Linked DNA regions of Homo sapiens: region 1 is linked to region 2. The links are chromatin loops, found by intact Hi-C in ENCODE. Cell type or tissue: A673. All regions are shown on one strand.

What was found. A loop is a pair of places that touch in the nucleus more often than their neighbours do. Peaks named below come from ENCODE experiments on the same cell type or tissue, not always from the same donor. Only the 100,000 strongest peaks of a DNase experiment are listed, where the experiment ranks them.
Region 1: a loop joins it to region 2, with 6 times the contacts of the local background. A loop is called at or near these places in 1 of 110 quality-filtered maps.

The regions. Positions count from the first base shown.
Region 1 is chr7:96,746,561-96,749,060 of GRCh38, reverse strand. No RefSeq gene overlaps it. Among named protein-coding and RNA genes, the nearest start is that of SEM1, 38 kb to the right of the region's middle. In A673, no CTCF peak of the experiment used is centred here; a DNase peak (open chromatin) is centred at 1,320; H3K27ac peaks cover 2,500 bases.
Region 2 is chr7:97,018,561-97,021,060 of GRCh38, reverse strand. DLX5 (distal-less homeobox 5) reads left to right here. Exons shown (of 3, transcript NM_005221.6): 3 at 1-665. The coding sequence ends at 325. Among named protein-coding and RNA genes, the nearest start is that of DLX5, 5.0 kb to the left of the region's middle. RefSeq lists an enhancer at 1-118. In A673, no CTCF peak of the experiment used is centred here; a DNase peak (open chromatin) is centred at 1,040; H3K4me3 peaks cover 2,239 bases; H3K27ac peaks cover 2,403 bases; H3K27me3 peaks cover 974 bases.

The DNA.
Region 1 (2,500 bases), 270 kb after region 2:
CTCCCAGCCATGTGGAACTGTGAGTCAATTAAATCTCTTTCCTTTATAAATTACCCAGTCCCAGGTATTTATTTATAGCAGTGTGAGAACAGATTAATACAGGGGGTAATGCTGGCGTCTAGTGGGTGGAGGCCAGGGATGCTGCTAAACCTCCCTCAATGCACAGGACAGACCCCACAATAAGGAATCATCTGGCTCGTGCCAAGGCTAGTGCCAAGGCTGAGAAATCTTGCCCTAGGTATATACTGCTCCAATTGATACTCTCCCACCCTTACCCCCTCAAAGTCCCAAGACAGGGATTGTGTATTTCAATTTTGGATTTCCAGTACCTACAGTCAATACACATTTATTGAAAGATTGAATGAATGAATGAATGAATGAATGAATGAGTTGGTTCATAAATATTTAAACTACAGCGTAAACAGTTAACCAACCCTCTGGATGACATAGAGACCTTTAAAACCTAAGGCTGCTAACTTGGAGGCTGAAGTTTTGAAATCTACAAACTACTAAACTTTCATGTAAAATAATGTATGTGCATATTTGCATTTTTTCTGAGTAGAGGGCCTAGGTTTTAACAGATTCTCCAAGAAGTCTGTCATTCCAATAATGCTAAAAATCACATTTAAGACACCAGGTAAAATTTTTTGAGAATTAGAGCATCAGCTCCTCTTTCTAGAGGAGCGCTGGCTACAACCATCCATCATGAAAGGATTACATTGTGATGCAAACTAATTAACCCAAATTTAAGAATCACAAGTGCTTATTATTAGGCCCAGAGCCTCCTACCTTTGACTTTCTCATTATCGTGTTATCCTTCATGACGCTTAGGTCACATTTGCTGTGCTGATACATAGTTAGCCTTCATATATTGTATCCTCAGCGTTTTCTTAGCCAGTCTCATTCCATTTTGTTTCAAATTACGCATTCAGTTGGCCAGGACCACATTAAATTTTAATAGGGACATTAGAAATCATTTGTCCAATACAGTCGTCTTACAGATGACAAAACAGAGGCTCAAAAGGGTCAATTGCCGAATATCAGAGAAACTGCAAGAGGGTTAGGAACCAGTCTCTTATTTCCTGCTTTAGTATTTTGTTGTTGTTGTTTTTTAGTATATACACTAATGTTTTAACTATCATGACTTCTTGCCAATTTTTCATAGGCAATCTTGCTTCTTAAGAAAGTTTAGTTCGTATATATAATAGAAACTGCCTGCCCTGTCTTGAGATAGGAAGGAAGAAAGGAAGGAAGGAAGGAAGGAAGGAAGGAAGGAAGGGAGAAAAGAAGGAAAGAAAAAAGGTAGGAAGGACAATAAAAGAATAAAAAAAAAGAAAGAGAATGATGGACTGTCATGACTGAGTAAGAGTTACTGACCTTGGAAACAGATGCCAAAGAGTTTCTTGCACAATGAGTTTTGACAAATACTTCTTGGAAAATAAGGGTCACTGAAGATGTTCTTTTCTCTTAAGTGAAAACAGAACTTAGTAACAGAGCCACAGCAGGTCCTCCAGGCTGACTGTGCATTGATGTTTGATTTGGACAGCAAATGAACTGAGGTATTATACTGTGAGTTCCAGAGAACAGAAAAAGCATATACTATGTAGGCCAAAAATATCGGGCAGGTAAGCAAGTTCATCAGAAGGAGAGTAGCACCTTGCCTGTTACCAGGAAAAGGCGTGTCTCATCACATCACCCACTTTCTACCTAGTATTAACCCTTGAAATTCAGAATCTACTTATCTGCCCCATTACAGATATATACAAAGCATTTCCTATGAGAAAGAGGAAATACCTCTTAAACCTGTTTTTCTTTTATCATTTTGGCAATTTAGTTGCTATGTAATTTTCAACTAAATACTGTCCATCTTTAAAACTTGGTTTCCTCACTTGAAAAAAGGAAACCAAGGAAATAATACCACTTCATGAGGTATATGTGAGATGCTTAGCTACTGCATGGAATTTAGTAAATTCTGAATAAATATTAACTATTAACATTTGGGTACTTTTAGTGGGATTGTTTGGAGCGTAGCAGTACTCCAGCTAAACATTATATTTTTTCAATTTCTTGGGAAGTTAAATTCTGCTTGGAAACTGAGCTTTCTCTTTCAATAATGTAGATGAAACATCTTCTTGACGTTTCATATGAGAATTTAAACATTGAGCAAGAGGAGAAGTTTTGAGTTTAATTTCATGTTGGCAATCCGGTAGTCAAAATTGCTGCTTAATTAGATTCTTCAATTAACCTGTGCAAAAAAGGTTTGATACAAAAAGTGGATACATTTTGACTAAATTAATTTGAATTATATCTGGGTTTTGCAAGTTACTTTTCAGCATTTGATATTACTGATTCTCTAAAGTTGTTGGGGAGTAAAGTGATGGAGTGGGGCGCTTACTGTGCAGAGAATTCCAAGGAGAAGAAGCAAATAAAAGCACAAGCCAGTTTTCAACTGCTTTAATTGATTTGACTAGTGGTTATATATAAAAATAAACACTTCCAG
Region 2 (2,500 bases):
AATCTGGTTTCAGAACAAAAGATCCAAGATCAAGAAGATCATGAAAAACGGGGAGATGCCCCCGGAGCACAGTCCCAGCTCCAGCGACCCAATGGCGTGTAACTCGCCGCAGTCTCCAGCGGTGTGGGAGCCCCAGGGCTCGTCCCGCTCGCTCAGCCACCACCCTCATGCCCACCCTCCGACCTCCAACCAGTCCCCAGCGTCCAGCTACCTGGAGAACTCTGCATCCTGGTACACAAGTGCAGCCAGCTCAATCAATTCCCACCTGCCGCCGCCGGGCTCCTTACAGCACCCGCTGGCGCTGGCCTCCGGGACACTCTATTAGATGGGCTGCTCTCTCTTACTCTCTTTTTTGGGACTACTGTGTTTTGCTGTTCTAGAAAATCATAAAGAAAGGAATTCATATGGGGAAGTTCGGAAAACTGAAAAAGATTCATGTGTAAAGCTTTTTTTTGCATGTAAGTTATTGCATTTCAAAAGACCCCCCCTTTTTTTACAGAGGACTTTTTTTGCGCAACTGTGGACACTTTCAATGGTGCCTTGAAATCTATGACCTCAACTTTTCAAAAGACTTTTTTCAATGTTATTTTAGCCATGTAAATAAGTGTAGATAGAGGAATTAAACTGTATATTCTGGATAAATAAAATTATTTCGACCATGAAAAGCGGAATGTTTCTGAAAAATACTTCATTCTGCCCCTCTGATAACTGGCTAGTGAAGTTTTATTGAAGGCAACTAAAGAAGGACAAGCTCTGCAGAGATCCAACAAGGCAAAAAAGAAAACAGAAGTCGGGGCTCTATGCATGCAGACTGTATATGTATATATGTTCAATGCTATACTTTGTGTGTGTGTGTGCATATATATATATAATATATATGGCATGTTTATAGTACTGCCATATCTCATAATTGTTTCAGGTAGAAAGTAATGCTGAAATAAAAATACATCCCTCTCACCCTGTATGTGAGTTAGAAGGCAACAGAAATCCCTCAATAACCCCTCTGAATTCTAAGCTCAAAGCAATTATCTTGGAGAAGCGCCCCCACCCATCAGCCTCTGTGTAGTGCCAGAGCAATTAGACAAATTACCCTTCAAAGGGAGTTTCCAGAGATGAGAAAATGAAAAAGAAATCTAGCCTCACACCTATTACATTTTTTAAAAATCTAAAATGTTTGGAGCATGGCAAATGATAGAACCTTGGACTCTTTGGAGTATGATTATAAATGTATCGGCTCTTTTCGAGAGATGAAAACATTGCAGATATTGTGAAGAGGGAACTTCAGGGTTGGGGAAAGGAAGGAATGAAAGCATTGTGGCGCCGTGTTGATTTCATTTTGTGTGAGATAATACTCTTAATATTTCCCTTCCCGCCTTCCTTTTTTCAGGAAGGAGCTTCCTCTGTTTTGCTTTTACATAAAACAGTGGCAAACAGGTTCTAAATGATGCAAAATAGAATCTGTTTACTAGGATTTCTCCTTTGGGAAGCCTTCTTTGGGACAGAGAGGAAGGACTTGCTGCAGCTGTGCCCTGTGTCCCTTCCTTCTTCTTGCACTCCTGCATGTAGATACCAACAGCATGACCAGAGCTATGCACTGCACCTAAAGACCCAGGCCTGAATTGTAGGTGTCTTTCTGTCTGGCCGTCCTTCAGTGGGCCAGACTCTCTTTCCTTAGGATACGAAGGAAAATGTTGGGTTGGAAATTACAAGATGCATGTGAAATATTTTACAGCTAGGAAGTCAGCAGCAATAAATGTGACAAAAGAGCCTTCTTAAAGTGGGGGTAGATTAGAGCATAAAAAATTATATCCTGTCACTGAGGATTTCTCAGAAGGCTCTTCCAGGGTTGGGAGACTAGACCTGAAAAGGCACGCTATGTGCCTTGAGGGGAATTTACCTTACCTACATGTTTCTCTCTCTGTCTCGTCTCTCTCTCCTCTCTCTCTCTCTTTCTCTCTCATTTTCTCTGTCTCTCTGCCTGCCTCCTCCTCCTCTTCTCTCCCTACCTCCCTTCCACCTCCTTTATTTTTTTCGTTCTCTTCTCCTTTACTTTTTTTCTAGAAGAGTTACCAGGCCCGCCAGTGTGGAACAGCTTGCTTCTTGGAGGAATCAGTATTTTGACCGCTCTTTAGACATATCCCGCAGCCTGGCTCCGAGGCAGAACTACGCCCGGCAGCCTGGCCTGTGCACCCCTCCTCCGGCACCCCCAGCGGCCGCGACTCAATATTTCCGTCTCCCCAGTCCGCTCCAGCCGTACTTTCTCGGAAGGAGCACTGGGTGCGGGGAAGAGGGGGCAATAGGAAGGTTTGCGGGGGGCGGGGGGGGGGGCGGGAAGCCAAAGGGTGCCCCATTTTGTTTTCTGCGCTCACAGAGAATAGGGGGATTGGGGAAGAGATGAAGATATCCACTTCCTGCTTTTCTTTCTTTGCTTGTAAGGATTTCGGGAGTTTCCATTACACCGAGAGCTAGCGCTTTATTTCTGGCGACTCCGACTGGGAGA